Linked DNA regions of Homo sapiens: all the other regions are linked to region 3. Evidence: chromatin contacts called from ENCODE Hi-C or POLR2A ChIA-PET data. All regions are on one chromosome and are shown on one strand. Each heading gives the region's core, a stretch centred on a gene start or an enhancer-like site at or near the end of the contact. The rest is flanking DNA. Distances are from core to core; before and after follow the strand shown.

Region 1 (3,554 bases), core at 200-2,699, 1.1 Mb after region 3:
ACTTAAAGGATTAGTGCAACACAGCATTCATATCATCACCTAAGAAAAATGTTTTTTTCTCTAGGAATCTCAGGCTATCATAAGCTGTCTACTTGTCTAAAATTTTTTATAATTATTTATAATAGATAGTAACATTAAAGAACTGTTACCTGTGCTCTGTTACTGAAATCTATCAGGGTTGAAATTAAAGAGGCTCTCGATGAAATTTTGAAAAGGTAATTATCGCTTTTCTCTATCATCTAGGCAAATAATAAAAGAAAAAAGTAAGAATTTTCTAGAAAGAGCTCCTACTCAGAAATAACTCATTCAATACTTTTTGGCATAGATAGAACTAATAAGAAACAGAATAAAACAATTTTTAAGTTGATACAGCATGATATGTCCATTAAACTTAGATTTCCAAATATATAAAATGAAATTGCAAGGTGTTTAAAATATAATTTCAAATGAAAAAGGATTGCTAATCATAAAAACAGTAGGGTCCCATTATATTTGTTGTGTGTTTGTGCATGTGTGCATATAGAAGATACACACACACACACAACAGGTAAAAAACATGTTAACTGTGGTGGGTAATTTTTATATTCTTCTTTATACTTTTTTGCATTTTCCAAGTGCTCCATAAAGAATACATACTATTGTTATAATCAGAAAAAAAATAGTAAATGGAGTAACAGAAGGAAACATACAGTATATTAGTCCTGTATTTTAATCTTACTAGAGTATTTTAGTTCTACTCATTATGTAACTAAACAACTGAACAGTATTTTGCTATTGACAACTGTTCCAAAAGTAGCATGAACTTGGAAAGTCCTTAACTACTGACTTCCTGGATCTCAGCTTCCTCATCTATAAAGTGAGAAAAATCACAGTAACTCTAGACAGGCTTAACTAGGTACATATAAAGCACACTAAAATATGGCAGTATTTAGATGGATTGCCAGGAACTTCTCAACGTTATTTATATTTGCTTCGCTATTTATAGAACTGGCAGCATATCCCCTTTCATTATAATGGGGATAGCTACCATCTGTTGGATACGTAGCACATAACTATGTGACCAACACTTTACCTATGTTATCTTATTTAATCTTCACAACAGCCCTGTGAGGGATTTTTGTCCCTGTCTTCCTTGGGGTGAACTGGGACACAGAGGGGTCAAGTGATCTGGCCAAGGTCACACAGCTAGTAAGTCACAGAGCAAGGTTTTTATCCTAGGTCTGTGAGACTCAAAAGTTCATGCTCTTTCTCCTGTAACATATGGCTTTATGCTTAGCAAGAAACTCTCCTTCTGATACAAACATTCAAAATGTACAGATGCCAAAAGATTAGCTTCCTTTCAACAACTTGTCCATGGGAGGATGACAAAGAAAGAGAAATTCTACATGAGTGAGGTAAGGGTTTATAATTTATCAATTACCTACTCCGAAAGTTCCTAAAGAAACTTATTGTCTTGTTGGAGAGGTTACTCATATATTATGAAAAACTACTGTGTCCTGGATATCTTCCAGACCTTGCAAACACTTCCAAAATTTAAATCATATTTCCTCCCAAACTGACTCACCTTCCTCTATTCTCTACTGGCAGCACCATTATTCATCCAGTTGTGCAATCCATTTTCCCCTCCTCTGACTGTCCACATCAAGTCAGAAAAAGGATTTTATTGATTTTACCTGTGATAAGTCTCTTGAATGCATCAACTTCTTTCTAGTTTCATCATCTCCACATTAGTGTAAGCCCTCATCCTCTATTGCCCTACATGACTACAGTGGACTCTAAATTAGTCTTCTTGTCGCTAGAATCGCCTCCAAAATATCTCCCATACCACTATTGAAATCTTTCCAGAAAATAGACTTGAGCATGCTATTTTTCTGCTTAAAACTCTTTTCCCCTCTCATAAGATGGATTCTTAACATGGCATGTGGCTCTTCATACTGGAGGCCAGGCTTTTATTTCCAGCATCATCTCCTATTTTTCAATATCACAACCTACATTGTTGGTACCTTAAAATATTTGAAACTTCTCAACTATACTATGTTCCTATACCATTATTTAAATTGTATATTGTTCATGTAAACAAAAGAGTGTATGATGTATGAACTGAAAAATATAGGAGTAACGCTAACGAACATGGTTATATCAAAGCATAGCTATTATTTTAAGTACATATCTTTTACCTAAAACATAAGTCTCTGCTCCTTCAGCCTTGGGCTTCTAAAATCTATACAATAGAGCCTCACATATATATGGATGTTGTTTTAGAAAGAATGCTAATTTGATAAATCCATTGATGGAAAAGTATTGTTGTAACCAACTGAAATAGGAAGTAGACGGCTTTACAAAGATAAATAAATTGGAAGAACAAGTGTGAAGTCGATTACAAAATCAAGAACGTTTCATTCAGATCTCAATTCTATTGCAGGTCTTCTTGATACAGTAACATTTTAAAAGTGTTGCTGATTATCAATGTATTATCCTGCTTAGTGATAGCCATTTCCATCAACTTCAATGTTGATTTTAATAAACAAAGTATTATTTTGAGTATTTACATTTGTATCCCCTCCCCAGGCTGCCCTGGTGAATATTGTTTGTGTAATCAATCCATTATGATTAGGGATCTATGGACTACCCCTGAAGGCATGGACTTCTCTGTCTCGAGGCACTGTTTTCTTTTATTGATGGATTGACCAGCACGAAATTATTTCGCCCATTTGACAAGCTTCTGCCAGTAAAAACTATCCATCATAAATTACAGTATAATTATTTATATTACTTATTTCTTTTTTAGCTCACTCATTATAGTGGTATTCTAAAGTTAGACAACTAAGTAAAAATTAGGCTTTGGGTTTTGGATCCAAATCAAACCTGCCTCCTTGAGCTAATATTTCTTTTCTTTTATTTTCTTTTTGCCCTCTGGGTCTAATTTCTCTGTGTTGACAGTGCATGCAAACATGTTGCTCATTAGTGTTTATTTACTACTACAGGAATCACTTTGAACTCCTCTAATCCTAGTGGAAATGCTTTTCTCAAAATAAACCCAGATCATATTGGGTTTTATCGTGTAAATTATGAAGTAGCAACTTGGGACTCGATAGCTACAGCGCTCTCCTTGAACCACAAGGTAAGAGATAGCAATGGTTGGAAACTTTTATTTTTGTTCTAAGAACAGCATCTTAATGATATTAATTTTTTTCAACATGCTTTGCCTTAAGAATTGTGTTTTTATCTCTCTTTCTCCCTCTTCCCAGACATTTTCTTCAGCAGATCGTGCAAGTCTTATTGATGATGCTTTTGCCTTGGCAAGGTGCGTTTTAGAATGAGACTAAATTACTTAAAATACTGTGGGTTTTCTCATAAATCTTTTAAAAATGAATTAAACATTGCAGTATTAATCAATTTTAGCTTAAAATATCCAAAGCCACTATTTAAAACATTATTGTTTTCCTTAACTCTCTTTTCAAAAGTTCACATGAGCCTAATAGTCAAAATACTGACATTAGCCCTTAAGGTATACACAAAAACAAACCTAACTTATTGACTTTGAGTATGGTTTG
Region 2 (3,633 bases), core at 680-3,179, 1.3 Mb before region 3:
ACTGAAAATGGCATTTAAACATAAACAAGCCAACCACTCAGATGCGGTCTTAAGGCAACTGCCCTGAGCGCAGTTACAGCAGAAGCTCCACTCGAGCTTATAACCTACTATGGCTGGCTGAGTGCAGGCTTACAAAAGTAGAACGATTCTGTGGTTAAAGGGAGGAAAATTAGAGAGTCAGGTTATAGACATCTAAAAGGTAGCCCAGTTGATATCAGTTTTGGTAATCACCATCCACCCAGACAGCCTCAAACACGTGCAAATCAGTGGTATTACTCCTTCACCCTCAGGCCTCCTCATGCCCACTTAACACCCGAGTGCTCTCGGATTCGAACGCAGTGTCCTTCACCCGGACCAGAAAATTGTGGAGAATATGAAGTGGGTGGCAAAATTATTTATGGACTAAGGCAGGACTAGCAAAATGGGTAGAAAGAGAGGCTGCTCTACAAATAGGAGAGTTTGGCAAAAAGCCTGTGTTTTGGATGTTATTCGGTTCTCTGGACGTGTGTCCTCCCTTTGACCTCCTTTTCCCAGCACACAGTAGTCACAAATCTTTTACGCGGGGTTAGGTGCACCCTACCCCCGCCCCCAGCCCGCTCAAACTGGATTCAACGGGTAAAGAACACCATTCTGTTCTCTGAACGCAGGCCCCCAGCCTTTCAAAATTCGTACTCACCTCTGCCATTGGGATAGAGAAGGCAGATCTGAGGTGTTCTTAAACGCGCTGTTTAAAACCCAAAATGTCCCCGCCCTCAAAACCACACACTTTCTTTTTGGGGGTAGAAAGATGCCATTTAAGGAAAAAAAGGTATATCCTCCAAGTTTCTTTGGAGGGAAAAGGCGTTGGTTAAATCATTCGGGTGTCAGGACTTTTCTACCGGATTTCCTCCAGAGGGTTTCCCAGTTGTGGAACAAGGGTGACCAGTGGAGTGTCGGGTATCAGGGTCCATCCGCCCCCTAGACCAGCTCTGGACTAGGCTTCAAACAGCCCTCCAGCGCGGCCCTGCTCCGCGCTTTCTCTAGCCAGCACCCACGTGTCTCTATTTACTCTACTCAGGTTACCAGCTCTATCGCCCGCAGCGGGCCAGAAGACCCGATAAAGCGCCTTCCACCCTGCAGGACTAGTGCCCGGCTTCCGCTGCTTCTCCGCCTTTCTTCTGCGTAGATTTAAGGCCTGATCCGGTCCCAAACCCCAAATAAAAGTTGTGGGTTTGTTTCCAAGTGATGGCGGTTGGAGAAAACTAGAGTTGGGGGCGGTACAGCCAGGGTGTACCCTTGCGGTGGGTCGGCTCGGCGCACCCACAGCTCCCAGCTGCTAGCCCAGGCGCTGGGGCCGCAGGGACTGAACCCCGCACCGCCCCCGCAGCCCGGGTGCGCGCCCCATCGGCCGGCCTGCTCCCCGCGGCCCGGCTCACCGGTGGTAGGGACGGCCCCGCCTGCCCCAGCCCACGCCCGCCTCCCCTTCCTCCCGCCTGTGGCTCTGCTCGTCTCCACCTAAGCCTTTGGTGGTTTAACGCACTTTTGCAGAGACATCTACCAAGAGATAGCGTGTGCACTTTGTTTTCCGTCCCACGGAAGAATTTATCAGTAGCGTTATTCAGCCCTACTCGCTTTAAAGCACGGCACCCCTCAGCCCAACAAAAAGACCGAAGGCGAAACATTGTGGGTTCCTGCCCGCGAACCAACCGTTCAGCCACCGAACCCCCTAAACTGATCCATTTGGAATAAGTTACCCTGCCCCTCTACCTCCCATCCTACACACACACACACACACACACACACACACACACACACACACACTGCGGACCGGGGGCCCAGCTACGCACACACCCCAAAACAAACGAGGGATCTACTCGGGACCCTCAGCCGGGCGGCCGGGCGCCTTCGTTCCCTTCCTCCCTCTCTGAGTTTCCCAGGGACCCGCCACGCCTCTCGGAACTGGGGCAGCGGCCCGCTCACCTCGTGTCCGTTGCTGGCCGGGATGATTTCAGACTCGTTCACCAAGGAAGACTTGATGTCAGCTAAATCGCCTTCCTCTTCGGGATGACTGATCTCGGCGAAGATCTTTTCCTTCTGAGGATCGCCCTCGTCCTTGAAGGGGATCATCTCGTCCGTGGCGCAGAGTTCCGGGTCCCCCCCGCCGCCGCCACCTCCTCCGGAGAGTTGGGGCATCCCGGCGGCTCTGTAATCTCCGCTCCGCTGTGGGAGCACCCGCGCAACAGCAGGAAAGACAGAGGGGTAACTCAAGGGTGGGGGAGGAAAGGAGAGTTGGAAGGGTTCGTGCAGCAGGACAGCGGGCGGAAGCGGGGCGGGCGAGCGCGGGGCCGCCGGCCGGCAGCCGGAGCAGCTGCCGCGGCGCCCGAATCCCGGCGGCCGCCGCGCTTTCCCGCTTCGCGGAGACCGACGCAGGCGCCCGCCCCCGAGGCCGAAGGGCACTGGGCGGCGAGGGCTGCGGTAGCTGGCGACTCCGGGGGCGTCTGCGCGGCGCGCGCTAGACGAGGCTGCCCCGGCGGCCACCCCGCGACCCCGCGTCGCCGGGATTTGCGCGCGGAGAACGCCGGTTCTGGAGGGAGCACGCCTCCCCAAAGTGCAGAGGAGGGTCCGGCGGCGCGTCTCCGCGGAAACCCTCTCCACTGTAGTTACCCCGGATGCCGACTTAGTAGTTTGTTTTCCGAGAAAAGAGAGGGGATCTGGGCAGAAGGGCCCCGTTTGCCCCAAAAGAAGGTGCAAGGATCAGAAGATAACGAAACGTCCACTTCCTGAAGGGTGGGAAAAAAAGAAAAAGAAAAAGGAGCCACCCACGCTGGAGATGTCCGTTTTAGATCTTCTTATTTTCTTCCCTTTCGCTTCGGTTTTTCTTCTCGAGGCTCATTTAATCTGCTAGAGAAGGAGGAGGAGCAGAAGATGGGGGCCGAGGAGGAGGGGAAGAGAAAGAGAAGTTTGCCAAGAATAAAGTTTTTGCCGGCAAGCGCGGGGACTCCGCAGTGGAGGGCACTGCGGAGTCTCGGGGAGTCACAGCGGGGGCCTCGGGCCCAAATGCCTCTGCCCGGAGCTCGAGCCGACACACACACTCAGTCCGACCCCTCTTTGTTCCCGGCTCGAGTTTCTCAGCCTGGCTCGCCGGCTCGCCGCTCTGCACGCCTCCGCCGGCCAGCTCTGTCAAAGCAAAGAGCTGCGCCCCTTGAGTTCGCCCGGCCGAGGGGAGGGGACGCCCCGAGCTTGGCCGCGTGCGAGGCTCCGGGCGCGTCCTGGTTCCTCGGCCCGAGAGCGCGCAGCCCGGGTCCCTCCTCCGCGCCCTGCCCCGCAGGTGAGCGGCTGCGCCTCCCCACTGCTTCTCCTCCTCCCGCGCCTCGCCGGCGCTGAAAAGCTACCCACTTGCGTCGCTTCTCCTCCCTCTCCCCTCCCCCGCCTCTAGCTCTCCTTGGCTGCCCGCTGGAGGGGAGGCGGGGGGTGAGGGGGAGTCGGCGAGAAGGAGGTGGTGATTGAGGGCTTTTTTTTCTTTTTCTTTTCCCAGATCCTGTAGGACGAGTCTTGGTTTTGGGGTGTGTGAGTGTGGTGTGTGCGCGCGCGCCTGGAGGGAAGGATCAGGCAACTTGGCGAGAGAAGGAAGGACCGGGCGCTGCTTATAACCCA
Region 3 (3,609 bases), core at 960-3,459:
CACTTATAGTAGTAATGGAAATTAAAGCAAAAGAGTGAAATATTTTCATAAAGGTTGTAGTGTTTGTCAGGAGGAAAAATATCTACCTTCTAGAAGGGGTGCCACGGCAGCGACAGCACAAGGCCCGTGCGTCTGGGGTTCCTGTAACAAAAGAAAGGCATATGAATGTATGATATTTAATGTAAGTTTTACATGGCACCAGAGCCTTCATAAGGAAACGAAGACCTGAAGAAACCTGAGCGTTTTATACCAAGCTTGATGAAGAGTAGACTGTTATGGAAAACTGTGATAAGACAAAAAGATGGGCTAAGGGCAGTAAACTGGGGGAAACCTACCAAGGCCTATTCATTTAGATTCCTCTTGGCGTCTCTCTGTCTTCACAAATAAGACTGCTTCTTTTCTCCAGGTATAGAGAGGGCATCTCTCACATGAGGGTCTTATGACCTGCTTCATGGGAAGGTCAGAGTCCTCACACCTGCCATTTCTCAAATTCCATCAGCTTAAAACATTCAATATGCCAAGGTGTTATATTTTGGGGTAGTGTGCCCTGAACACCATCATAAACATGCTAGAAAAATTCTACAGCAAATTAGTGGACAAGGGGAAGGAGCTTAGGTATTAAAGATTGTGGAGAAGATCTATTAAAACACAGGGCCCCAATCCTCCTCTTAAGGAGTCTCCCCTTAAGAGACAGGGTTCACTTTCATCCCATATACTTCTGATTAAAAGGAGCCTCTTATACCCAGGAGAATACATTCCAGGTGCAGAAAGCCAATTACCTAGTTATTCCCTTACCCACGTAATTATAGACCTTAATCCAAATTCAAAGGACTCCTGGGAGATGCTGGAATCTGTAATTGTGTAATCTCTTTGATGAAGCACAGAGTGTGATCTTTTGCTCATGTGGGGCTAGGTTTCTGTGGAGAAGCTGGAAATGCTGTGGAAAAGGGCTTGCCCCTTTTGTGTATATGAACTCTAATGTAGTTGAAATTCCTAGAAGTCAAAGATATAAATCTAACTACTAAAATTCATTTAGTGCATTAAAATGCCAGTTATTAATTTACGGCAACAACTAAAGGGAAGCTTTGTATTATTCTAGGACTACAATGCAATTTATGCTTTGCATAATCATTCAGTAAATGACTTATTGCTCCAGAAATACCATCTTGCTAGATCCCATTCTGAATTCAGTGTTTCTGAGCAATCTCATCTCCAATACAGAGTGATGACATACTCAGGATTCCAAGACGGCAAAATGACTTGGGTAATGTAGTCTAGGGCCTGCCAGTGAGTATGCTGAGACAGACCAGAAAGACTTAAAGATTCCACTAATGTAGACAAAGCAAGCTGAGCCACAACTTCTCGGAACACCAACAGGATGCACCAACAATCGACAAAAAAAAAAAAAAAAAAGGAGATAAAGTTTAAAGTTTGTCTTCCAGCATTCCCTTACCCTATTTTCCCCTTCCTCTTCCCTACTTTATCAGTGGGAAAAGTTCTCAATAATGCAATTCTTACTGAGATTCTTGTGTTTATCAGAGAAATGTTTCCTCTTTCTTTGCCAAGGAATTATATATTCCCAACAGACATGGCGCTTGAATGCTATATTTCCTTTGGAATCAAGAAAGGGGAGGTGGGGGAATCAAAAATTAAAAACCAAACCCAAGCCATTGTTCCTCTTCGAGGAAGGGTGGGTGGTCAGTCGTCGCCTGAGCTCCGAACATCAACCCGCGGCTCTCAAGTTCCCCTCCCAGTAATGCTGGGCCCAGCCTCGCCGCGGCCGATCCAGCCTCTGCCCTAGGTGGAAGCGGGCCACCCGGTCCCTTCACCCACTGAGGCCCAGTCCTTTCGCCTCAACACGAAGGCACCTGGCCGGGCCGGAGCAGCAGCCGCGGGGCCGGCACTGGGGCCACGGAACCCCGGGCCAGACTCAGGCCTGGGCCAGCTCGGCTCCGGCCTGCAGGGGGCGCTGCGGCGGCACCGGCGCGAGGCCCGCGCGTGCGGGGAGCGACCCCAGGTGTAAGTCCCGGGGCGTGGGGCGCGTGGGTCAAGGCGGAGCGACCCAGGATCCCCGCGCCCGCGGCGGCCGCCGAGTGGCAGCGCTGGACTCGCGGAGAAGCTTGGGTACCTGAGCCGCGGTCCCGGGTGACACCCTCAGTGACGCCAGGCGCGTTCCTTCCTCTTCCTCTCTCCTCTCCGGCCCCGCCTTCCCTTCCCTCCGCCCACCTCCCTGAAGCGGAGCCGCCGTCGCCACCAGCGCCGTCATGTCGGCCCCCGCCGGGTCCTCTCACCCGGCCGCCAGCGCCCGGATCCCGCCCAAGTTCGGCGGAGCGGCCGTCTCAGGAGCCGCAGCGCCCGCGGGCCCGGGTGCGGGCCCGGCGCCGCACCAGCAGAACGGTGAGGCGGGCGGCCCGGGCGGAGCGCGGGGCCTAGCACCGGCTGGGCGGCCTGCACGGCCACATCGGGGCGGGGCGGGCCGGGCCGGGAAGGGCGTTCGGGGCCAGGCCCGGCCCGAGGGACGGGAGCGGGCGCGGTGCGGAGGCCGCGGGGTCCGGGTTGGGTGCGGGTAGGGGGCAGGGAAGGCACGGCGCGGGGCGCGCGGGGGTGGGACGCCCCTGGCGTGGGGGCGGGGGCCGGCCTGGGAAAGCTGGGGCCGTGGCTGTTTATGTAATGCGACCCCAGGCCCGAAACGGCCTCGGGCGAGTAGGGGCGACTGAAAAGCTGGGAGCCCACGTAGTAAAACCCAGTTACCTAGCCTGGACGCGGGCGAGTTGCCCCGAGCGACCCCTTGGCTGCGAGAGCTGGCCAGAAGCCGAGGCCGCTGAGTGCGTGGTCCGGAGAAGGCTGGTGCAGCCACCCAGCAGGGTGGATTGTGCCCTTCCTGTCTCAGGAAAATTGCTTCGGTTCCCGAGGCCCAGCGAACACGCTGCCTTGAGGAAACTTAAGTTTGCACTCAAGTTTGTAGACAAAAGGGTGTAAATATGCTATATAAGTGTAACTGTAACCCTGACCCAGTTCGGCCTCAAGAACTGTCATTGCCGCTGCGGCTGCTGCTCAAGCTTTTGGAGTTTGCTTGTAGTGTTTGAAAGGGAGCAGATGTAAACGGATTTAAACGAACATCTTTAGATCTGGGTGTTTTTCCTAGCTCCACTTTCAGAGATGAAAAAACGTGCCAGAGTTGGCCCTGCTTTGAGGCAGGGCCTTCATACAGGCAGCAGCCAAATGCAGCACGAAAGCCGCTTTCATATTAAGGTCGTGGGCTTTTAGTAGGCTGCAAAATGATGGATATGCATTCCCTAATGCTGAGATTTGGAATGTTCGCGGATAGGGGCCAAGGGTGGAGGAATTCTCCTTACAGACTTCTTAGTATGTCAGATGAGAACCTTGGAAAGTAATTGACTGAATTTAGAAAAATACCTCTGTCCTGTGTTGGTACGAGAACCAAACTGCATTAGTACTCTCCAGATGATTGACCTGTTTTATCTAATTTCCTAATGAAAATCTGCTGGACTTTATGAATTAGTTTAATCAACATCTAAGTTTTACAACTGATGCTTTTCAAACATGAAGTGTATCGTTTGTCCTGAGGATCAGAAGTTGAGTGATACT

Evidence for each region. A loop is a pair of places that touch in the nucleus more often than their neighbours do. ChIA-PET counts read pairs that join two places held with the same protein, here RNA polymerase II (POLR2A). Pooled maps may share reads with other maps.
Region 1: a loop to region 3 is called in a map of endothelial cell of umbilical vein, with 9 times the contacts of the local background. The contact joins the enhancer-like site here to the promoter of SEC24B in region 3. A Hi-C loop is called at or near these places in 2 of 168 maps with a recorded cell type or tissue (endometrial microvascular endothelial cells and endothelial cell of umbilical vein). POLR2A ChIA-PET finds 5 or more read pairs at or near these places in 1 of 52 experiments (GM12878).
Region 2: a loop to region 3 is called in a pooled map, with 4 times the contacts of the local background. The contact joins the promoter of LEF1-AS1 here to the promoter of SEC24B in region 3. A Hi-C loop is called at or near these places in 4 of 50 pooled maps.

The regions. Positions count from the first base shown.
Region 1 is chr4:110,539,767-110,543,320 of GRCh38, forward strand. It overlaps ENPEP (glutamyl aminopeptidase), which reads left to right. Exons shown (of 20, transcript NM_001977.4): 12 at 2,985-3,121; 13 at 3,249-3,304. Among named protein-coding and RNA genes, the nearest start is that of ENPEP, 65 kb to the left of the region's middle. Within about 2 kb of position 1,450, at least 4 of the 41 ENCODE cell types and tissues checked have a DNase peak (open chromatin) inside an H3K27ac peak, as active enhancers do; they include endothelial cell of umbilical vein, where a contact is called at or near this core.
Region 2 is chr4:108,165,596-108,169,228 of GRCh38, forward strand. LEF1-AS1 (LEF1 antisense RNA 1) reads left to right here and starts at 1,930. Exons shown (of 3, transcript NR_029374.1): 1 at 1,930-2,238. It overlaps LEF1 (lymphoid enhancer binding factor 1), which reads right to left and starts at 3,337. Exons shown (of 12, transcript NM_016269.5): 1 at 1,960-3,337. The coding sequence starts at 2,172. It overlaps LOC124900752, which reads left to right and starts at 2,344. Exons shown (of 2, transcript XM_047416528.1): 1 at 2,344-3,307; 2 at 3,515-3,633. The coding sequence starts at 2,905. RefSeq lists silencers at 1,291-1,530, 3,287-3,336 and enhancers at 1,408-1,909, 2,937-3,026.
Region 3 is chr4:109,431,606-109,435,214 of GRCh38, forward strand. It overlaps SEC24B (SEC24 homolog B, COPII component), which reads left to right and starts at 2,210. Exons shown (of 24, transcript NM_006323.5): 1 at 2,210-2,397. The coding sequence starts at 2,265. It overlaps SEC24B-AS1 (SEC24B antisense RNA 1), which reads right to left and starts at 2,212. Exons shown (of 3, transcript NR_039978.1): 1 at 2,129-2,212; 2 at 87-141. RefSeq lists silencers at 1,840-2,229, 2,280-2,549, 2,928-3,222 and enhancers at 2,104-2,963, 3,040-3,189.